Linked DNA regions of Mus musculus: all the other regions are linked to region 1. A link is a loop called in an ENCODE intact Hi-C map of the cell type or tissue named here. Cell type or tissue: heart. All regions are shown on one strand. Links, peaks and the distances in the headings refer to the core of each region. The heading gives the core; the rest is flanking DNA. Region 1 holds the start of Zfp277 (zinc finger protein 277). Region 2 holds the start of Arl4a (ADP-ribosylation factor-like 4A). Region 3 overlaps Dock4 (dedicator of cytokinesis 4). Region 4 overlaps Dock4 (dedicator of cytokinesis 4).

Evidence for each region. A loop is a pair of places that touch in the nucleus more often than their neighbours do. Peaks named below come from ENCODE experiments on the same cell type or tissue, not always from the same donor. Only the 100,000 strongest peaks of a DNase experiment are listed, where the experiment ranks them.
Region 2: a loop joins it to region 1, with 2.8 times the contacts of the local background. A loop is called at or near these places in 4 of 42 quality-filtered maps.
Region 3: a loop joins it to region 1, with 2.1 times the contacts of the local background. A loop is called at or near these places in 4 of 42 quality-filtered maps.
Region 4: a loop joins it to region 1, with 2.0 times the contacts of the local background. A loop is called at or near these places in 2 of 42 quality-filtered maps.

Annotation. Positions count from the first base shown.
Region 1 is chr12:40,443,316-40,449,278 of GRCm38, reverse strand. Zfp277 (zinc finger protein 277) reads left to right here and starts at 3,489. Exons shown (of 12, transcript NM_178845.3): 1 at 3,489-3,613. The coding sequence starts at 3,520. It overlaps Dock4 (dedicator of cytokinesis 4), which reads right to left and starts at 3,226. Exons shown (of 53, transcript NM_172803.2): 1 at 2,885-3,226. The coding sequence starts at 2,921. Gm40406 (a long non-coding RNA gene) reads left to right here and starts at 3,620. Exons shown (of 2, transcript XR_872699.3): 1 at 3,620-5,963. In heart, for the core only: CTCF peaks have their summits at 2,540 and 3,208; DNase peaks (open chromatin) are centred at 1,488, 2,428 and 3,298; H3K4me3 peaks cover 3,617 bases; H3K27ac peaks cover 2,302 bases.
Region 2 is chr12:40,037,714-40,043,676 of GRCm38, reverse strand. Arl4a (ADP-ribosylation factor-like 4A) reads left to right here and starts at 5,690. Exons shown (of 2, transcript NM_001039515.1): 1 at 5,690-5,839. Arl4aos (ADP-ribosylation factor-like 4A, opposite strand) reads right to left here and starts at 5,600. Exons shown (of 3, transcript NR_166749.1): 1 at 5,172-5,600; 2 at 3,857-3,990; 3 at 2,379-3,572. In heart, for the core only: a CTCF peak has its summit at 3,455; a DNase peak (open chromatin) is centred at 5,536; H3K4me3 peaks cover 795 bases; H3K27ac peaks cover 796 bases.
Region 3 is chr12:40,556,489-40,562,451 of GRCm38, reverse strand. All of the region lies in intron 1 of Dock4 (dedicator of cytokinesis 4), which reads right to left. Among named protein-coding and RNA genes, the nearest start is that of Dock4, 110 kb to the right of the region's middle. In heart, for the core only: no CTCF peak of the experiment used is centred there; a DNase peak (open chromatin) is centred at 3,131.
Region 4 is chr12:40,534,103-40,540,065 of GRCm38, reverse strand. All of the region lies in intron 1 of Dock4 (dedicator of cytokinesis 4), which reads right to left. Among named protein-coding and RNA genes, the nearest start is that of Dock4, 91 kb to the right of the region's middle. In heart, for the core only: a CTCF peak has its summit at 3,247 (motif pointing right); a DNase peak (open chromatin) is centred at 3,625.

The DNA.
Region 1 (5,963 bases), core at 428-5,427:
CCCCTGGGCAATCCTGGGTATTGAGTCTATGGCCTCTTACTTGCTAGGGAAGTGCTGCCACTAAGTTTCTTTCCATTTATGTATATATGCATGCACGTATGTATGTATTTATACTAGGTCTTGCTGACTTGATCACGCTAGCCTATAGTTGATGCTGTAGCCCAAGCAAGGCTTAAACTTGTACCTTTGTTTTCTGAGTCTCCTAAGTAGCTGAGGTTATAAGCAAGTCTATGCCACCAAGTTCAGCTACTAATATATATATATTTTAAAGGAAAGGTTTCTTATCCCTCAGCAGTAAAGCTTTACTAGTGTACTTCCTGAAAATCAGAGACAAAGTGTAGATTGTTTTATGCTCACTCATCAATTCATCATTAAAAAGAATTCCTATGTACCAGACTTGAGTATATATTAATATATCTATCTTTCAAGTACAAAATTTACAAGGATAAAATTTTAGTAATTTTATCCACTATATTACTTTATATATAATCATGTTATACATCTATTTGTATGAAAGGCCATACTTAAGAGGCATCATTACAAAAACACACACTATATACTGAAACTTTGTGTATTGTAAGTTACATATTTTTTGCAAAGAACAAGGAAATTGACTTCTATACCCGCTATGAGCCAAGCATAACATATATTCTCTGTAATAATAGGAAACCATAACTCAGATCTGAATTTTTTTTAAAGACTTTTCAATCTAAGCAGCTCCGAATACTGCTCACCATGGTGAGAAATGAAAGTCCACGGGTAAGTATCCTAGCAAAATTTTCATCACACACCCGCCTAACAGATGGGTTCTCAAAAACAACCAAGCATTCCGCAAGCCAAATGCTCAAAACTTAGTAATAAACAATGATTAACATTCTTGAGTATGTGATACTGCAGAAATGAGAACCTCAGCAACAATTTGGGGATGGGGGGGGGCAGAAGCTCGCTTTGTGCTCTCACCTCTCATCTCACCTCCCACCTCCCTTTCCCAAACAGGCACACCCTCTCACCTCCCTACCGGGCTCAGCATCCCAAGCCTTGGTGTTGGCTGCAAGCTCAAAACACTTGACTGATCATATCCGGTTGCCATTCCAGGAAATCCCAGAGTGGTTTTTAAGCCTCTGCCCACAGCTTGTAAAGAAAGGCGAGAGAAAAACTAATCGATATCAGCACCCAGCTGTGACCTGGCACGGAAGGAAATCTGGAAAAATAAATGTCATCCATAACCTGTATCATTTAACACTTGCAAGAACACAACCACTGGGATTGACTCTAAGGTGGACAGTGTTGCCGGGGTGGATCTGAGATTCCTGCACCAGGTGTCAAGACTGGTGCCCTCTGGTTCCTCAGCCCTCAGACAAGGAAATGCCTTTTCCCTTGCAAGGGTTATCTGATCCCCCCCCCCCCCAAAAAAAAGAGGAGGGAACAGAGAGGAAAACAACCTCTATCTACACCACTCTGGGAGAGCCCTTTGGCAAGAGAAGCTGGAAACCTTTCGCAAAGGTGGGCACACGACAAACTATTGTCTTGCTAACCAGTCACAGCCCAGAAAGGAAGCTCATGGAAAACATGACTGTTGAATCAGAGAGTCCCTTCAGTAGATAAAGTCCGATCCCTAGGCAAAGTAGGGGAGGTAAAATCTGCAGTGATTAGGGTTCCCCTGAAAGGTTTTACAGATTTTTTTTTAATTACAGGAGAATGAAGTCAGAGCATAAATACGTCTCTGTATCATATAAATTACTAGGTCCGTCCACAATAAAAACAAGAACGCCAATCGGCAGAACGGGGCATTATAGGAAATGAAGATTGTCAGTAAAATCTATAATGCTTTCTTTCTGTTAGACCTTCTGGGAGGTTATAATTGCATTTGGCCAATTCGGGCTTGTCAGTGAGCCTGGCTTCTTAATAGTCTCAACCCTAAAAGGAGTGACTGTCAAAGGGGGAGGGGGGTACCCAGCTGAAATCAAACAACAAAAACGGGAACTGTAATCCTACCGACAAGGGAGGAGGGAAGGGAAGGGAGCCTCCTGTATTCATCAGTCAACATTAATGGTCTTTGTTGTTCACCTTTGCACAGAACAGTGAATGCTATCCTGTTCCTTTTTCTCTCAAATCAGTGCCAGGGTAGTCCTCTCCTAAAGCTGCCTGCCAGCCTCTAAGAGCCAGGCTTTCTGACCCTCCTCTCCCTCGTCACTTTCCAGCCGGCCTCTATGACCCCCACTGCGCTCATTCCCTGGTAGAGAAGGTGGCCAGAAGTAAAAACCCTGCCAAAATCTCGGTTCCCCTCCAAGGACCAAAGAGCGCAGGAGCACAGATGTTGAAATTTACCAACCCCCCTGCTCGCAACACACACCCCAAACACCCGGGAGGCGAGGGAGGAAGGAGGCTACGTCCCGACTCCGTCTGTCACAGGGGCTACACTCTGCACTCTGGGAATGCCGACCCCAGCCGCAGGGACTTCGCGCCTCCCTACTGTTTGGGAGTATTCTAGCAGCCGGTTCCTGGTCTCCCTCATCACCCCGGGAAATCTTAGCAGCCCACTGCCAGCTCTCTGCCGCTGTGGGCCAGCAGGGGTAGAAGGGAGAGAAACCCTGTTGGCTTCCCCTTCCAACTTGACACGCAACACGCCCCGCGGCCGCTCCAAACTCCGCCAGCCAGCAGAGACCGGAGCGGCAGTCCGGACGTTCTGGGATCGGGTTCGAGGAGCGCCGAGTGCACGGTGAGGAGCGAGCCCCCCAGTGCTCGCCCCTCAGCCGGAGGCCGGTGCGGCCAAGCCCGGGACCCGCTGTGCAATGCCAAGACCTGGCATTTGCAGCCTGGAGCGGAGCGAGCTGCGTGGGGGCAAGGACCAGAGCGTGGTAAAAGTTCGCCCGCGAGCACTCACCCACGCCGTATTTCTCGTGCTCCGTAGGTATCCACATGGCTATGAAGGGCGTTGAGGGGCTCCGGGCTGTGCAATCCCCGCGCCCCTCCAGTGGCTCACAACAATGCACCGCTCCCGAAGAGCAGCTGTGTCGCTGGAGCACAGCGGATCGCGCGGGCTGCGGCGCTGGGCAGGGTCTGCTCCCGGGGCTCCGGAGCCGGCACTGACACTACACCGCCGAGGCGGAGCCGCCCGCCGCTCTGCCGGCCGCGGCTGCTCACAGCCCTGCGACGCGCTCCCGGGGACCCGGCGGCGCAGTCATTGTTCTGATTCACTGAACTAAGCGAACACGCCGGGGCACTCGCGGGCGCACCCCCGCCCGTCAGCGCCCGTCCAGCGCTGCCTACCCACTGCCTCGCGGCATGCTGGAAGTTGTAGTTCTTACGCTCCCGGCTCCGGAAGGAGGCGGGACTACAGCGGTTGGGGGCGGGGCACCTAGTTAGGCTCGCCACAATCGATTGGTCCAAAATGTGACGGCACAGCATAGGCGTGTAGGAACTCCCTCAGTGAGGCGGCATGCGACCCCAGGCGCGTTTTTATTGGTGTATCACCGCTCCGCCCCGCCTACGGCCCGCCCCTTTCTACTGTGCCAGGTAATGGCTGCTAGTGAGGTCCAGGGGCTTCCTGTGGACCCCCGGGAGGCTGGGGTCCGCGGGGTCCGCGGCGGAATCGGACACACAGATCATGAAGGTGAGTGTGCTGTCCCTTAGGCGCGGGTGATCTGTCTTCCTTCTTCTGTGCCCGAGGTGCAGCTGGCAGCCGCTCAAACCTTTGAAGCTGGTCGGCTGGGAGACCACCTTGGTGCCAGGGAAAAAGCCGCGGGCGGGACCCAGAGATATGGGTTGGGCAGACGGAGGTTGCCAGGCTGAAGCTGTTTTGGGGTGGGAGCAGAAAATGTGAAGAGCTGCCTTCCCGGCCTCTGAGAAAGCTCCTTTGCTGTCTTCCGGTTTGGAATTCTGTGCTTTGCACTTGCCGCCAAGTGGGTGTGGGTCAGGTCTGGGTTGCACACGTGTGACTGTAAAGCTGTGATTAGCCGCTATTTCCTGACTTGTAGCCCTCGCTCTCCCCGGTTTGCTGAATTTGGCTCTGGGAAGGTGTTTTATGTAGTTTGGGACCGGTTTCCAAGTTGGAGACTAGTCACGTCACGGCTCTCTAATACTTATTTGCTGGTTGCAGGTTGTAGTCCTCTTCAAAAGGAAAGGATGTGTGTGTCTCAGGTATCATTTGGCCCTGTAGCCTGGGAGATGTTACATTCTAAGAGAAAGAGAAAAGAGAATTAAATTCACTCCAGCCCTCACAGAATATTTAAAATAGGGTTTTAAAATTCATCACAGCTACTTTGTATCAACCTGACTTTGCTGCTTTCTTCAGTTCCACTGTAGAGACCAAAAGTCAAACTTTCATCATAGACTACCTTTTCTTTTGGTCGCGCTCCACTCCCCACCCATTTTGTTTAAGTGTTAATTTTGGGGGTTAATTTGGGTTCTCAGTCCTTGTTGATGTTTTTTCCATTTAACCTTCACAGCTTTTTATCTCAGTAGCAGGGAAATAAAAGTGCAATTTCTTCCCACTTTCCATGAGTGAGATTCCTATCAATGGGTTTGCCATATATCCCGTACTTATGTTTTTCCAGATCACCAAAATTCCACATTTTAAGATATAAAGTTGGAAGCTTTAATAATTTGGCGGGGGGGGGGGGCGTTGTTTATGGTTTTTGTTTTTGTGGGGGTTTTGGTTGGTTGGTTGGTTAGTTTTGGTTTTTAGAGACAGAGTTTCTCTGTGTAGCTCTGGCTGACCTGAAACTCACTCTAAACCAGGCTGGCCTCGAACTCAGAAACCCGCCTGCCTCTGCCTCCCAAATGCTAGGATTAAAGGCGTGCGCCGCCACTGCCCGGCTTCTTCTCCTCACTGATAACTTTTTCTCACGGGTTAATTTATTTGAAAACTTGAAAATACCTCTAAAGCATAAATAATTACCTTACACTTAGAATTCATTACAAATATTTCAAGCACTTCATTCAGAGGTCTGTAGATTAAAAAAATAATAATAATAGTAACATCCACTACACAGTTCCACTTATAAAGACAAAAGTGATGCATATTTTATAACATAGTCCTTTATAATATGCATTGTATACCCCATTTTAAAATAAGAGGGATGATTCTAGTAAACTCAAAGATCTACAGCTTTCTTCTTCCTATTGTTTATCAAAGATACTTCTATATCAATTTTTTTGTTACATTTGTTAGTGAATACACTCATGTTCCATAGGAAAGATATTCCATACTCTAGCCAGTCCCCTGTTAGTAAATGTATAAAGTAGCTCTGATTTTCAATAGCATTACAGAGAGTGGATTTATATATATGTATAATATATTTGTCATATATTATATACATAATATAGATGGATAGATAGATGTTTGCCCAGTAGAGTATTAAGTTTGTGTGAGTTTTCCATGAATGCCAGTTTTCCCTGTTAAAAGTACTCATGAATATTTCCCAATAATAATCAAGTGTCCTTTACCCACTTAGTATTTTCAAAAAGTATAAGGAAATTATTAATCAAGGACCAGTGTTGAAATATGGTAAGCCTGAATTGGGTGACTAATGAAAACTTAATTTTAGGCTCCAAATTATCTTCCACAAAACCATTGAGCAGCAGTGAATTTTCAGTGGTTGTCACAAAAACAAACCCTCTCCTTACTTCAGAACTGCCCAGTATTATCATTGATTTAGACCAGTGACTGGGGGAGCTTCATGACTGATTCTTATGTCATTAAAATTCTCCTTTAATAATGGATCACTCTATGACTTTATCAGAATTCTTTTCAAATCCTGCAAAATGGGACACATAGTATAGGTGGGAATAATTGCATTAGGAGTAATTTCTTCTTAAGTTATCCAGGATGTCTTTCTCTGTAAAATCACAGACCTCTTTAATTTCTGGAAAACTGCTGCTTTTCAGAGGTTTCTTCCAATTCTAATTAAAATGTCAGTCTGTGTGTTTAATATCCTGAGACAAAAGGGCCTGAGGAGCCA
Region 2 (5,963 bases), core at 800-5,799, 410 kb after region 1:
CCTGTCTTAGGAAATCTTAGATCTTCCCAAACCATGCAATTCCATCTTGGAGGCTACGTGCAGCTAGTTTGTGTTATATTAGACACAAAACTTGGCTCTGTGGTGTGTTATCAACAGCCACAGCATGTACCTCTGTCTTAGACTGGTATGGTTCCGAGATCTGAGTGCCCGTCATTGACTGTCCAGCCCTCATTAGCACACCTTATTCCCAACTCAGACCAAAGCCACACTATGTACTAGAATGCTTCTTGATGAAGATTAATAACTGCCACCTGCGCTGTTGGAGGTGAGGCTGTACACCTGCTGCAGTCAGGTTGAAGGGCATTGACCGACCTGCTTGAAAGACAAAGTCAAGACCGTGAAAAGTAACAGTATGAAAGCTTCTTTGGTACTTTGGAAGTCCAGGTACTCCATTCAATAGCAATTTAGCAATGATCAAGCTTAGACTTAGAGCTCCCGGTGTGGGGGAGGTGGCTGCAGCTTCTATGGGAGTGGAGGCTGTGCTCCAAATTAACTTTGCTAGGTAATTAAGATTTTAGCTGTCTTCTCTAGGAATCTCTAATACTGGAATTATTACTAGACCAGTCCAAGATTGAGTTAGAATAACTGGTCACAATGAGGGAAGGAGAAGAATCACTATAATTCTTTCTTGTGACTAATCTTTCTAAGTCAGATTACAGGGTCTCTACTGTTCTAGGTTCTATAAGGTTTAAAAAGCTTGAAGCAAGGCAGCTTAGCTTGTCCAAACTGGGAAAATGTCAAACAAAGGTGGGTCAAAAACATATACCCAATTCAGCTTTCTTGTCACTACAGTCAGGGCACTCAGTGAACTCACCTGTCTGCTTGTCACATGAATTAGCCGTCATGCTTCTGCAGTGTTCTGTGAAGAGAATCTATGCTTTTCCCTTTCCCAACAAGGGAAGAGAAGAGATCAGATCAGGATCAAGATTTTATGCCAATAAGTAGACCCTTTTCATCTCACCTAGACATGATTATGTCTGGTTTTTAAGATACTATGAGGCATTTATTAAGTTCTTTGACATCCAATTTTCAAAATTCTTAAAATAAAAGTATGATTTAAATTATGTGCACGGGGACATATTAAATAATGTGCACAGGGATATAAATAATTCACAATAAATAAAGGACCACACAAATAACGAAATATTAGTTTCTCCTAATTAGATTCATATAGCAGAAGAATCTTTTTGTCTATTTGTGAAAAAGGCAAATTTTAAAATGTAAAAGCATTAGGACTCATTAAGGGGTGGTTTCAGATTTATCAGCCCACTCTTTAAAGAATCCTGGGGTGGTTTTGATCCTTGCAGAGTGGTCTCTGTTTAAACACACACACAAAACATTAAACTGTCAAACACAAGTAATAATCTAAAGTGAAAGGTATTAGAGTGAATACCAAGAGAGGCGAAGAAGGCTCTTCTCAAACAAGGTAATGCATTCCCAAGCTGACACACTGGCATTCTTTCAAAGCATTTTGGCATATCTGTGCAATATTTACACAGGAAGGGCAGAAAGACCCAGCAGCTCACTCTCAGGAGGGGTCAACCTCCTTTCTCTTGACTCCAATGGAGAATGCTTAGCTTAGTCAGATGGAAATCCTCTTATCTGTGTCTTGAAGAGCCATTTATAGACCTACTGCACTGAGTCAAGCACAAGCCTTAGTGTGTGCGTGTAGCTGTCTTGTGTAGCTGCTCTGGAACTCACCCTGTAGACCAGGCTGGCCTCAAACTCATAGATCCACCTGCCTCTGCTACCTGAGTGCTGAGATTAAAGTGGCATGTGCTACTACCACCACCCAGCTTAAAATAGGTAATTTATAAACACAAGAGTTTCAAGTACTTCATAGCCTTGGAAGTTCAAGAGTATGGTGCAGATGTCGTCAGCTGTGGTGGAGGGCTTCAGGGCAGAGGTCTTCAGAAAAGGGGAAACATGGAGAAAGAGAAAGTAAGAGATAGAGGACAAACCAAGCTCATCCTTCTTTCTAATAGCCCACTCTAGTGATTAGCTATTTGATGCCAACATGGTCCTGTCTGAGGGCAGTACCATCATGATCTAATTACCTTCATTAGGTAAATCTCTTATGGTTTTCATCGTCTCCACACCAACACACTGAAGACTAAGCATTGAGTACACAGCACAAGCAAGTCCAGAGCATATTCACTTACATATAATTGCATATCTGTATTTTTCTATATATTATTGTGCTACAATAAAGTAAAATAAGAAATTAAATACACATTAATACTGTGACTCATATTTCTCTGCAAAACTGTGTAGGGCAAAAAAAAAATTAGGACTACATTGAGAAAGGTCACCTTTCTTTCCTTTTCTCTTTCTGTCTGTCTTTCTTTTCTTTCTTCTTCAATATTTATTTTTTTATTTTATGTATGTGAGTACAATGTAGCTGTACAGATGGTTGTGAGCCTTCATATGGTTGTTGGGAATGAAATTTTTAGGACCTCTGCTCACTCTGATTGGCCCAGCTTGCTCCAGTCAACTCTGCTTTCTCAGTCCCTGCTCACTCTGATCCAAAGATGTATTTATTATACATAAGTACACTGTAGTTGAATTCAGACCCACCAGAAGAGGATGTCAGATCTCATTATGGGTGGTTGTGAGCCACCATGTGGTTGCTGGGAATTGAACTCAGGGCCTTTGAAAGAGCAGTTAGTGTTCTTAACTGCTGAGCCATCTCTCCAGCCCTCACCTTTCTTAATATAATAGAGATCAGAGACTAGTCAACATTGACAGAGCATGACTTGAACCATGGTAGTTTGGCTCCAATGTGTAGTGTGCCAATTCCAGTGAATTGAAACACTTCAGCCTGTTAATAAAAACCTTTTTACTGAGATCTGCACCAGAATTTGGAGCAGGTTTCCTGGAGAGAAAATATAGAACAAGATTCAGAGAAACTGAAGGGTGAGAGTCTTCTTGCATTATGATCTTTTTAACCTACCAGTATCCAGCAGGCACACTGACCTTCTCCTTAGCTCTGTCAGAACGAGAGGGGAAATCTTGGGGTACATTGAGAAATTTTGAGAACAACAGCAATGGACCCTCACGCTTTCTGTCTTAGAGGGAGAACAAACATCAGAACTGTTCTGATATTGGAGATGTGGTTAAAAATGGAAACAGTGTCAGTTCACCAGCATAGTTATTGGAAAGGAAAACTTATACATTTTAAAAATAGTTGCTCAAGATGGCTTGTCATTAGTTAATCAGAACACCTTCTTAAATATGATCATCAATCCCTGCTTCCTCTTTTGATGGTTCTGACAGGAGAGGTCTTGAGCTGAGTCTGGAGAACTGAAACTAAAAAGTGAAAGTTGTCAGGCCCTAGTGTCTGCCTAACCTTGTCAGTGTCTCAGGAGAGTTTCAAACTTGCCCATATTTAGGTAGATGCAAACTTAACAGCTGTAGTTTCAAACACATTACAACAGATGGCAGTGCTGCCCTCAAAAAATAAAATCTCCCACAGACCCTCCAGATGTTCTCCAGGACACCTCAGGATGCAGCAGTGCAGGTCTTCAACTGCAGCACAAAGGTAACTCCTTCTGGAACAAAGAGCACCTAAGTAAAACACCTACATGGGCTCCGTGCAGCAAAATGAAGAGTGGGATTCAGAAATTTTGTGGCTTTTTAATCATTTGCTGCTGTTTTTATATGGATATTATTGCTTATAGATAAAGCATACAAAACACTTTTCTGTATAGCAGTAGATGCCAAATAATTGAAGCTTTTTAGGGGCACAGATGGTCTGTCTATATTAAATAGTCTTTCTTTCCGTTGGAGTTCTTAAAGACACGTGAAAAATACTTATCTCTCAAATTGAACTCACAGGCTGCAGGCTGCTAGTGGCCGTTCTAGTCAAAAGCTCAGAGTAACACACTGAAGTGCAGCTCAGCAAGATGTTTTCTGCAAGGCTGGATGGAGTCTCACTGTTGTCAGATCTCACCTGCTTTGTGTCTATGACTGCAAAAATGGAACCGAGCATGAAATACCTGTAGGATCTTGATCTCAAAAATACTATAAATGGTGCAGTTTTACCTTAAATTATTTAAGGAGATTTGCAAGCAATTCAAGCTTAATAAAGAATCTCTGTTAAAATTCCCAAGGAGAGCAGTTCTTGAACAAAAGCTTTTCTCCCTTTTTATGTTAATAACTGTAACTGGCTAATGAGAGCCCATACTTAGTTACAATCTTTAGTTCAGATTACATTCAATAACTTTATAGAATATGCCATTTGAGATTTTTCTTCCTAAATTAATGATGCTGTCTTAAAGCTAGGCACTGTGCTTATTATTCCTTAGATTTTTATATCAGCTATTAAAAACAATGGAAATAAGGTGAGCAGTGGTGAGGGTGGTGCATGCCTTTAATCCCAGCACTTGGGAGGCAGAGGCAGGCAAATTTCTGAGTTTGATTCCAGCCTGGTCCAGGGCTACATAGAGAAACCCTATCTTGAAAACCAAAACCAAAAATCAAACAAACAAAACCAAAAACCAAACCAAAACAAAACAAAAAACCCCAAACCCAAACAAACAAGCCCCGAAAACCAAAACAACAAAACAACAGAAAAACTAAACCACAAAGAAACAAAAACAACAGAAAGAAGCCCAATCCTTTCTACTATTCATAAAATAAATACTACTGGCTATGGTAATTTTAAGATCAGGAAATTTCTTAGGAAAGTTACAATCTATCTATCTATCTATCTATCTATCTATCTATCTATCTATCTATCTATGTATCTATTGAGTCACGGTTTACTACGTAGCCTTGGCTGGCCTGCAACTCTCTATGTAGACCAGGCTGGCCCTGAAGCATCCAGATCTGCCTGCCTCTGCCTCTCAAGTGCTTGGCCAGAATCTAGTTTAAAATACACTTTTAAATTGCACTATTATTATAGCCTTCCAGATAAAAATTTCTTGTAGGTTCTACCAAGCTTTAAAATGCCCTTTGTTTGTTTTTCTAAACATCTTTAAAAGATTGCTGGTCACGTTTTATAATTGGTTCATGACCAATTTGGTTCATTCTGTTTTTACAAAGACTGGAATATTCACAAAAACGACAGTTTGCCTCCTAAGGCCAAACATAGTGGTACACAATTACACTATGGAGCCCAATGTGCTTTACCACTAGTCATAAGTTACCAGCTGCAGCTTCATCACCCGTTCTTCTTGGGCTACTGGAAATATTTAGCGTTTCCAAAGTGCGTTTCTTCCTCCTTAATAGGGGCATTGGTTCCTGTTCCAACTTGTGGGGCGTAGACTCACTTAGGAGGTAGCGCTTGGCTTACAAAAGGTAGGCTACCATCCTAGCCAGCACATGCTAGGGAGGGCGGCAGCGCAGACTCCCCCAGGCTGCCTTGTGACGTGACGTAAGGGACCCACCCGGCCAGTGTCCTCCAACATCAAGGACCCTGAATCAACACCGCGGTCGCCCAGAGGCCGCCCTAGGGTGACAGGAAGAGGGGCGGTACCGGCGACGCCCTCCCGCACCCAGCCTGGGGCGGCAGAAAGACCGAGAACCCGCGGCCGAAGCCCCGCCCGTCTGCGCCGGCGGCGGGCGCCGAAAGGGTTGGAACGTGACCTTGTTTGGGCGTTGCTAGGAGACGCGGCCAGCACGCGCGCGCGCGACCCCCGCGGGCAGGCGCGGCGCGAGGGGCGGAGCCGCGGCCCGGAGCGAGGCTGGCGAGCACCGTTAGCCCGGCTGGCGCGCGGCGTCGGCCCGGCCGCCGTCAGGCCTCGCCGCTGCCCGGGGACAGACTCCCCGGCGGCTGACAGCCGCGGAGGCGGGACGACGGAGGACCGTCAGCCAGGTGAGTGGCGCGGGGTCATGTTGGAGAAGAGGCCTGCGGCGGGGCGGAGGCAGTATTGCCGGAGGCGTTCGGTGTGTAGAGGGGCTGGCGCGGCCCAGCGAGCCTGGGCGCACGGCGAGCTGAG
Region 3 (5,963 bases), core at 679-5,678, 110 kb before region 1:
AGACACACACACACACACAAATGAATGAGAAGCAAATAAAACTCAGTAGAATTGCTGGAAATTAGCAAAAGAAAGGAACGTAAGAGGTAACTGGGAAGAAACTGCCATAACCAATCTGCAAGCTGCCTTCCCAAAGACTGGATAGAGAAGTAGTGTGTTACAACCCTACAGGATGCCCACAGTCAGCTAGCTAGAGGGAAGCAGAGGCAGGGGAATGTCAAGTATCAATGCGGAGAGAATTCCCTCATGCACTCAACCATGCACCTGAGCCTGGGGGCCACTCTCGACACAGATGATTACTACCAGTGAATTGCATAAGCTTCTACAATGTGGTAGGTAAGCAGAGTGAGGCAAAATAAAAGAAGCTCTAAGGCTTAACAAGTATAACTGAATTCCCAGGTATCTTTTATAACTGTTGAAAATGAATAAACTTTAAAGACTCTTAACAATACTATGCAGACAACAGTATGTTTTAACCTGGCTAAAAGTACAATTAAAAACAAACAAATAAAAACCAAGCACTGAACAAAATAACAATAAAAGCAATAATCTAATTAAAAATGGGCAAATAACCAGAACAGACATTTCTCAACAGAGGATACACAAATGGCCAAAGTCTAAGCAAAAAGCATTCAACTAATCACTGAACATCCAGGAAATGAACATCTAACGCACACCGAGATACTGTCTCACCACAGGTAGAATGGCTCTGATGTATAAGACAAAAATCACTATGCATGGTGGTGCATGCTGGTGGTCTAGGGAGCCTGAGGGAGGAGAGAACCATAGGTTATATACTGTCTTAAAACAAAATTAACAATTATAATAAAACCAATATTGCAAAATATTAATATTGCAAAGGATGTTAAGTAAAGGGGACTCTCTTACACTATTTAGAGTAACCTCTGGGTATCTATGCAAAGGAGGGAAGTCAGTCTGGCAATGTGACAGCTCATCTATATGTTTACTACCGCACTACTCATAAGTAAGCTAGGCACAAACCTAGATGTATACCAATGAATGAATGACAAAACAAGTGTGCTCTCTTTCTCTCTCTCTCTCTCTCTCTCTCTCTGTCTCTCTGTCTCTCACACACACACATACACACACACACATACACACTCACACACATACATGCATGCACGTACTAGAATAGTACATAAAAATAAAGTTTTATCCACCCAGAAAGCTTTCAGCCCAAGGTTTGTCCTATCTACAAATAATGCTGACATGGGGGAGGGAGCAGAGAGTGAGGGGATGGGCAACCAATAACCAGCCCAACTTGAGACCCATCCCATGGGCAAGCACCAACCCCTAACACTATTAATGATACTGTGTTATGCTTGCAGACAGGATCACGTTGTCCTCTGAAAGGTTCTGCCCAGCAGTTGACTCCAACAGATATACACACCCACAGCCAACAGTGGATGGAGCTTGGGGACACTTAGGGAAGAATGGAAGGAAGGATGACAGGCCCTGAAGGGGATAAGAACTCTACAGGAAGACCAACACAGTCGACCAACCTGGACCCTTGGGGTTCACAGAGTCTGACCCACCAACCAAGGAACATAACAGGCTGGACCTAGGCCTCCCTGTACATATGTAGCAGATGTGCAGCTTGGCCTTCCTGTGGGTCCTAAACAACTGGAACACGCACTACCCCAAAAGCTGAATATATACCCCTGTCTGTGGGATATATTCTACTAGCTGGGCTGCCTTGTCTGGCCTCAGTGGGAGAGGAAGCATCTAGTCTTGCAAAAACTTGAATTGCAGGGGGTGGGGGTGGGGGGCGGGGAGAACCAGAGGGGCTCCCCACCCACTCAGAGATGAAGGGGAGGGGGAAGGGAGAATGATTGTGGGAGGGAGGTGAGTAGGGGGGTGGGTAGTGAGTGGGACATAAAGTGAATACATAAAAAACAAGTTAAATTAAAAACAACAACAAAGTTTAATCATTAGCAGCAAGATGGATATAACATTACACAAATGAAATGCCAGGCACAGGCATGGTGGCTCATGCCTACATACAGAATACTGAGGAGTAAGAAGCAGAATTATTGCCAGGGATTTGAGGCCAGGCTACGGATATTGTCTCAAAATATAATAAAATAAAAACTCATTGTAAATTAGCTATGTAAAGTATGTTACTCACATAGAAAACAAAACAAGACCTACATGGCCTAGCATCCAGTACAATGGCCATTAAAATCCCTGCACTGAGCTTAGCAAGGTGGAACGTAACTGTATAAACCAGCCAGTCGGGAGACTAACGAAGGACACTCGGTGTCTAAAGCCAGACTGATCTGCAAAATGGCTATATCATACGCACCTATCATATCTCTTATGGCAACTGTGAGAAAGAGAAACTAAAAAGAAACAGTGGGCCCATTCATATAACGGAACTCAACAAGCACTAACTCCTATTTTTCATAGTCTCCGGAGAACATACTTAGAACCCAAGAGTAGAACAGAGACAAAGAGCTTTCTGGTCGACAGAAACTGTAAATCCTTCTTTCTCATTTCCAAGATGCCTTATCTTCACTTTTAATATACCATACCTATAGGGACGCCTGTTCGACTAACCCTTAAATTCATATCATTCCTTATTTAAATAAGTGTCTATCGGGGGAGCAAATGTTTGGACAAATTTTTAAAACATTATTTGTTTAAAAAAAAAATCCGTACTCTAATTTGCCATTAGGGAAACACGAATTAATACACTTCCTGAAAAGTAAGTAAAATTACTAGAAAAATGATATCCAACTAAATACAGAGGTCAAATGGAACCAGCAGTAAGATTTTAATATAAGCATGTGTCCTATGTTACATGGGACATACTTATACTGCCTGACTGGTATCACAAGCTTTTCTTTGCTAAATCTAGCAATTCTACCTAACAGGGCAAACTGGACATTCTATAAATAAAATTTTGAGCTTGTATTTCTTTTAGATTGTTTTCTTGTATTGATAGGGAAATGTCTTATCTATGCCAATGTTCACTTAGACAACATTTCAGAAATTCTTCTTCCCTGACACATAATTTAGCCATGGCTCAATTTCCTGTGCCTGACTGAGTTGCTCAAGACGAGATCACGTGCAGCTCTGTACTGGCGGCAACACACAGGAACAGAACTTCCCATCGATCTGGCCACAGGCACAGACGTATGGCAGACTTTTGTTTTCACGTCTGGTAGAAACGGATGACACAGTTCCTCTGTTCCAGAGAACTGTTGCACAACTCCTAGATACTAATCTGGAAAGGAATCAAGTCATGTCATTTTTCACAGCCTCTAACCATCCCGGTCACCATCGCTAGAATACAGCGAGCTGGCCCCTGAGTGGCGATGGCAAGGTACCTCACTGTTACAAAGATATATTCATGCCATGGAAAATCTGTAGTGTGTAAGAGTAAGAGTCAGTGTAAGTACCAGCTCCAGCTGTGCAACGTCACAAAGAAAGGCTTAAGACATGGATGACTGCAGGTGTGCATTCCTACTGCGTCCATCAAGAAGCCCACAGGCAACAGGCCATCAATGACTGAGAAAAAAAGTTGGGGGGGGGGAACAAAAATACCGGGACAGAAGTGACTGGACAGAGCTGAAACAGGAAGAAGAAACGGGGCACCAGGGGAAGACAAGTCATGTGGACAACTGAAGGAAGTAGGGAGGCCAGAGAACCACACAGGACAAAGTCAAGCTGCATTACAATAACTCAGCCTCCAGGAGACAACTGTAGCTCAGAGTTCATCATAGTGTACAACATGAAAAACAGCAATTCACAGAAATATTATATAAACACTATAGAATCCTCTGAAACTTCTGATTTTTCTTCCATTTGTCCTGTCTTTTGTCTCTGATTCTTTCCCCTTCTGCTCTCCACCCCCCTCCTTCTTTCTTTCTTTTTTCCAGATTCTGGGTTTTGGTACTATATACTCCAGGTTGCCCTAGAATGATCTATATTCTACGCTTTGAATTGAGAGACCTGCCTGCCTCTGCCTCCCATGTGCTAGGATTAAAGTTGTGAGCCTCATGCCTGGTCTACTGGAAATGTTTTATGAATAGAAGTAAGAATAAACTATTGTTAACAGTTCCATACAATATTTCATGCAAAGCTCATATTTAATAAATACTACATAGTTGGGTTTTTTTAGGGGACCGAAAAGAAATTTGGCAATTAAATATGGGGCTCACTAATGAAAAAAAAATCTATTCAAAGATCATAGTCCACAATGTCAAGACTAAGAGTTGGGGATGACAGAGCAAGGGGGCAATACAATTCAACGAACATCGCTCACATGCACCATGTCTGCGATGAATAGCATCTCTGCTAATGGAACCATGCTAAGTGAGGTCTCAACACCTAACAGAAGACCTGGGAATACACACAAAGAATAGTGATGCCAGTGGGTAAATTACCAGCCACTGCTATGGTCCATTGGTAGGTCTAGGATGGGGTAAGTGTCCAGAGAGCCAAGGAAAGAAGGAAGGAGAGGTGGGGTTTCTGTGGTTCAAATAGACTTCTCATCCCCTGAGGGTTGGGGGAGAAAAATAGGATTGGAAAGCCCCAGACAGGACGGGATTTCCCATCAAATCAAACAACATAATTGTTGCCTATCTCAAAAGTCTTTTTCCTTCCTGTATGTAATGCAGGGAAGGCATTATTAAATTAAACCCTTGACTAATGGAGATGAGAAGGCACTTATGGGCAGCCATGACCTCACTTTCTCCTCTCACATTACATTCCATTTAATGCATATCTTGGCTTATAGATTGCTAACTGAAAAGGAGAAGGGAAAGAAAAATACTAACTACCACAGCACTTGACAAAGCAGCTACATGATTTCAATAGTGTTTTAATGCAACCAAAAACTATGTCATGCTTCTAAACATGGTAAAAATCTGATCTACGTAATTTTGTTAGAAATACATGTTGAATTAATATTACTGATTGTGGAATATATTAAAATAATGAAACACTTTTTTTTTGATTTATTATAGAGGTGGTCAGGTAAAAGAAGACTGGGCCTGTGTTAAGACAGATTAAGCATACATGAAATTAGCAGTAATTATACTTACCATTAGTCATCTCCAAAATAATGTTCTCATTTTATAATGTACTTTTTTCAGTGGGTTCATTACACTAATCTTCTTAACAGGCCCTTCCTCCATCAACTGCACTGAGGTAAAGTAAATTTCAATGCCACTGAAGTGGAGTGATTACATATTAGGAATTACAGCATCTATATTTATATGGCATCCCTATAGCTGAAAACTATTTCATTTTATGTTTGAAGCCAGCACCATCTCCCCAGGTTCTCATATCTATCATTCCATTTGTTACATTTGCAAGCACCCGGAGATGGGACAATTTCCTGCTGGCAGTTCTATGAGTTGCTTGATTCCATATACAATCACCAAACCCAGACACTTTTGTGGGTGCCAACAAGTGCTTACTGACAGAAGCCTGATAAAGCTGTCTACGGAGAGGCTCCACCAGTGCCTGACAAATACAGAAGTGGATCCTTGCAGCCTACCATTGGACTGAGCACAGGGTCCCCAATGAAGGAGCTAGAAAAAGGACCCAAGAAGCTGAAGGGGTTTGCATCCCCATAGGAGGAACAACAATATGAACTAACCAGTACCCCCAGAGCTCCCAGGGACTAAACCACCAACCAAAGATCACACATGGTGGAACTCATGGCTCCAGCTGCATATGTAGCAGAGGAAGGATGGCCTAGTCAGTCATCAATGGGAGGAGAGGCCCTTGGTCCTGTGAAGGTTCTACGCCCCCACCCCCAGTGTAGGGGAATGCCAGGGCCAGGAAGTGGGAGTGGGTAAGCTGTGAGGAGGGAGAGGGAAAAGGGGATAGGGGGTTTTTGGAGGGGAAACCAGGAAAGGGGACAACATTTGAAATGTTTATAAAGTAAATATCTAAAAAAAAAGAAAGAAAGAAAAGTTAACAATCTG
Region 4 (5,963 bases), core at 407-5,406, 91 kb before region 1:
ATTTCTCTCTATTGCTACATATCCAGATAAACAAATGGATGGGGCAGAAAGGATGGCTCAGCAGGTAAAGCATTCACTGTGTAAGCATAAAGACATTAATGGAGATTCCCCTGAACTTGAAAACCCACATATAATGACTATAATTCAAGGCTGGAGAGAAGGGGGGAGGGAAATCCCTAGAGGTCACAGACCAGCCAATCTATCTGAATCAGTGAGGTCCAGGTTCAGTGAGAGATAGTCTCACAAAATAAGGTGGAGAGCTATCAAGAAGGTCAACCAACATTTACCTCCAGTCTCAACACATATATACAATATACACATTCATGTACACACACACACACACACACACACACACACACACACACACACACACACACTAGCAGATATACAGAATGAAAACACACACACACATCATGTGAACTAAAAGAAGCACTCAGAAAAAATTCCTCCATAAGGAATGGATCATATATTACACAGTGACTTTTGAATTCAGATTTCAATTACCAAGTACACAGACATTTCTTTTGAGAAATTTCAAAAGAAAGGGCAGCCATCTATTGTCAGAAGATTCTAGGAACTGAATTTCAGAGTGATATAGGGAAGGATGGAAAAAGACACATAGAATGGAAAGAAGTCCACTTTGAGCATCACTTGGATTCTTTTTTTTTTTTTTTTTTAGTTGACACAGAACCCCATGTAGAGCAGAATGACCATGAACCCCTGTTCTTCCCACCCACCCCTCTTCCTCTTCCTCCTCTTCTTCCTCTTCCTCCTTCTTTTCTTCTGCCTCTTCCTCCTGCTCAGGGCTAGGATCTACGAGCACTACTTCTAAAGATGGGAATTATTATGGTGAACACACACACACACACACACACACACACACACCAGTCATCTATTCAGAACTAACAAGCAATTTTATCATAGCCACACACACCATCAACATAACTTCTGCTGCATTACACCAAGGGAAAGTTACGGTGATTTACTACTGTACATTTCACAGGCTAGTTACGAAATTCACCCATAATATTTATTACTCAAAATGTCTTTTGAATCAAGGCAACAGTGACCCAGACTATGCCATAGCCCCAGCCCTAGAGAGTGAGACATACGCCATAAAAAGCAAAGCTTGATTTTACACGTGACGGCTTAGCATCAAGCACTTCTATGTCAAAAGATAAATGGGACCAATAAAAAGGCTTATTACAGAGGCTACCGACAGACCAAAAAAAAAAAAAAAAAACAGCATGACCCAGTGCCAACTTCCCAAAGCAATTCTCTGGGCTTAATTTTATATTTATTGTTTTATAACTTTTCACATGATGAAATCTCTCTAAATGAGGCCTTTTGGTATTTTTCAACTCCAGAACATCCCTTTTTCCAACCATAACTGCTTTACCTTTTTTAAACCAGCAAAAACATTCATCTTCCTCTTGTCCTCAAATCGAAGCTGCCCCTTATCCCAGCACTCTGGCTTTCTATACTTGATGAGCAACTGTTCTTACTGTCTTCCTGGCCTCGGTCCTCTTCTACCGTCCTCCAATGACAGCGCCCCAAGGCTTTCCTGAGGTTCACGAGTACTTTCTGCCTGCAGATCTCAGTTCTGCTATTTTCTAGTCAGTCTGTGAACTGCTTGTGTATCTGGTGAGCAGGTGACCGAGAAACTGACAAGCAGTTGAAGAAAGGACAAGAAGACCCTGTGTAATGCTGGAAGCCCTAGGACAGACAACACAAAACCATGAACAAGGAAGAGTCCAGAGAATAAGGCAGGCATTCAAGGGCTAGTCCCCCCACTGTCTAGCCCAGTGGCCATGGGGAAGGCGCCCTGACAGAAAGAAGGCTTGGGTCTCCTCGAAATGCACATGGTGAGTTGCCTGCCTCAGATTCCTGGTGAAATGTTTTGTCAACTTGACACAAATTGCAATTGCCTGGAAAGAGAAACCTCAATTGAGAAAATGCCTCCATCCTAATGCCTTGAGGCAAATCTGAAAGGCATTTTCTTGATTAATAATTAATGAAGGACAATCCAGCCTACTGGGGTTGTGCCATTCACTGGCAGGTAGCCCTGGGTTATAAGAAAGAAGGCAGAGCAAGCCATGAGGAGCAAGTCAGTAGGCAGCATTCCTTCATGCTCTGCACCATTCCCTTTTTCAAGGTTCTACCTTGAGTTCCTCCTACCCTGATGTCCCATCATGATGGTCTACAACTGTAAGCTAACATATAGTATCTCCTCTCCAAGTTGCTTTTGGTCATGGTCTTCATCACAATAGAAAATCAACTAAGACAGATTTGTAGTACATTTGTAAGAGAATAGGGTCTTCATAAATAGGAACTCATGCCATAGAAGGCCTAAAGAAGGAACTACCTACAAACCAAGATGCTGGCCCTCATTAGACTCTACATTTGCAGCACCTTTTCTGGGTTCCAGAAATACTTGCTGCTTAAGCTTCTAAGACTATATAGCATTTTTGTTAGAGCAATATGAATGATCTATAATATGTCATAAGGAATAACAGAGTTAATACATGCCCAAACACCTAGAAAGATGCCTTTAAACACGTCAAACATTCTCCATGTCAGAGATTAATATTTATGAATGGATTAACCCTTTAAAGCTCCCAACTCACACTAATGAAAATTGTAAGTTATTAATAAAATATGGAGCTTAAAAATATTTTAGGGCCAGGCAGTGGTGGCACATGCCTTTAATCCCAGCACTTGGGAGGCAGAGGCAGGCAGATTTCTGAGTTCGAGGCCAACCTGGTCTACAGAGGGAGTTCCAGGACAGCCAGGGCTATACAGAGAAACCCTGTCTCGAAAAAAAAAATTAGCATTTCCCACAAACCCACACAGATGCCACTGCCCATCTCTAGTTATACTGACTTAAGTACATGTTTGAATTTAAGTAGTACTGTATATAATCCACTTAAAAAACCTACAAAGTCATACTAGCCAGGTGGCTCCATGCTAAAGGCACCAAGCCTGGTCACCTGAGTTCAGTCCCCAGGACTGACTCTCACAAGCTGTCATCTGATGTCCACATCCATGGAGACAGAGAAACAGACAGACAGACAGACACACATATGAATAATATAAATAAGTTATATTTTTTTAAATCTACAAAGTTAACTCAAAATACATAAAAGTCTCATTTTTAGTTTTTTTTAATTAATTAATTAATTAATTAATTAATTATTTATTATAAATACATTGTAGCTGTATTCAGACACACCAGAAGAGGGCATCAGATCTCATCACAGATGGTTGTGAGCCACTATGTAGTTGCCAGGATTCGAACTCAGGACCTCTGGAAGAGCAGTCAGTGCTCTTAACCACTGAGATATCTCTCCAGCCCCTCATTTTTAGTTTTATGAACCCTATTTATTTTCTGCTGTAACAGGAAAAGATCGCGCTGTATTTAGTTTTATTCTGAATTCTCAAATCATAATCCCTAAACGTGGAGATAAAACAGAAAATCAGAACAAGACTGGGGGGAAAAAATCAAGGTTCAGGAGGAGTGGAAAGCGAACAGGAACTGGAGCTCACAGGAGAAAGCTAACCACACTTGCAGAGTCCCCTCCCCTCTTCTGGCTAGGCCCAGTCTCCTAAAACCCAGAGGAAAACCACAGTCTGGTTTCCTGGGCGGGGCAGAAACCCTATTCACTCAGAGGAACCAGAACTACAGTGTATTTCATGTGTCCATGAAAAGGCTCAGACTTGAGATAGTGAGGGCTGAGGAAAGATGATACGCATAGAAAATTTCAGAGTTACGTGTCACACTTGGAGCATCAAAGGAAGGCAGAAAAGACAGAAAGGCAGATGTCTATATGTCACTTGGAGACACACGGACAGAAAGCTGGGAATGGGTGGTGTGGGCTCCTATCCAGAGAAGCTGCTTACCCTGTAGGCTCAGTGTGCTTTCATCTAGAGCTGAACAGGAAGGCAGGGTGATTGTACACAGCTGGATAAGGAGGCAGGGTTACTGAAGTCAGAGAAAGGAGAAGGCAGAGTTTATGGTAGAGCAAGGAGACAGGTTTAGTGAACCTCCATAGGATCAGTCTCTTTAGGGGAACAGTCTGCAAAAGCTGTCAGTGCGCTCATTTGGTCCCCTGAGTGAAGTTCACCATCCCTCTGAGTCTCATGGGGTGGGGTGAAGCATGGCTGGGACAGGGGCTTTGCCATTCCTTTGGGGTTCTTGGCATGGCTGTGCCCCTGGCAACAGCGCACACATATTCAGGACTTCACCCACTCAGAGCTTCCTCCAGCCCCTAGAGTCACAAAACCACAAGTGTTCAAGAACATTCTTGAACCTTTTTTTTTCTGAGACCCTATCCTGTACATCAACATAAAACAGAGAATTGATCTGTAGTAAGAAAGCCACCTCACCCGCAGCAGAAATTCATCTAGAAATGACCCTCCCCAGGACTCTACAATACCCTACCTCACTCCCCAGTCTTCTCCCTGCTGACAACAGTGTGTCACAGGCTCTGCAAAGACATCCATTCTGGTTTTGCCTACAACAGTGGCAATCAGTGAACAGCGTCAGGTAAGTTAATCCTCCCTCAGTCTCACTGCAGGACCTGCACAGCAGACGTTCTACTGCTACCGTGTGGTCAGGACTTTGAACCGTGGCCCATGATGGCATTACCACTGCATTACTTTTGAGTGCACTGTAGAAAGAGAATGACTCTTTAAGGAGCCATGAGCTCCCCATTAGCAAGGTTATCATGACAGTAGGCACCTCTACAGTGAGATGGTACAAAAAGTAAATAAAAAAAATAAAGAACAAAACAAAAACACAAACCAACCAAGCAACCAACTGCAAACTTTTACAGCTTTTCTGAATGTATCCACAAGCCTCGGCTGGTGCAACTTAGCTCTCTGCAAGGGAAGTGTCAAAATTGAAAATTAATTGGCTGCGCCCCAGGTTCTGAGAATCAAAAGTGGGAATCTCTGCTCCCCACTCACCATTCCCTCTGTGGCATAACTTGACTACATAAGTATACAGCATTTCTTATGAGAAGGAAAAAAACCCAGATGACCTACTGTGTTTTACATTCGTGGTGAGCAATATAGAAAGAATATAAAAAATAAATGAGGCAGAGTTTTCAAAATGTTCTGATCTAGGGAGGAATACTAGATTATACAGAATAGTGTAGAATTCACCCAATGCTCGGTGGAAAAATTCTTATCATAGCAGTAAATGGGCTCAACCCAATGAGATCAGTAACACTGGAGGATGCTGGGTACAATGATAACTGCTCTAACAAGAAAGAAATCTAAATGCATCACTTTAGATTATCCCCAAAAGATGATGTTGTGAATCATTAAAAAAAAATATGGAAATAGTATCCGTTCTCAGAAACATACCCGAGACTATAGAGAGAGATTAAATCAGCTAGCACAAGTCTTAAGTCACTATCCCCTTGGGAGGTGATCTAAGATGTGTTCAAATTAATTAATTTCTTACAAAAATACTAAGTACATGCTCTCAGTAACTAGCCTCTATTCATTTCAGCCTTACCCCAAATAAAATTAAGAAAAGTAACAATAAGGACCCCAGAGGAATACGTACGGAAAATAAATATAAAAAAGCAATGAAAGCTCAACGTACTTTCAAAACAAAAAGTAAACACCGTGACCGAAAGCTGCGGAACGGGACCTCTATCTGTGATTTTTAACAATAGTTTAATCATCTGGAATCATTTTTAAGATAAAGCAAATGTAATAATCATGAGAGCCAAAATCAAGATGCAAGCACTATAGCTATTGACAGGGTTTCACATTGGATCTCTGTTCGCATGAAGCGTGGGAACAGTCATGCGACACTGGCCGGTTTTTATGTAGATTGCAGCTAAAGAGAGTGTAACATACAACCTGGGCAATCGGAGGTGTGCTGCAATCAAAATAGCATATGTCCAGGTTTAAATGAACACAGGCCCTTCTGGCACATTACACCAAAT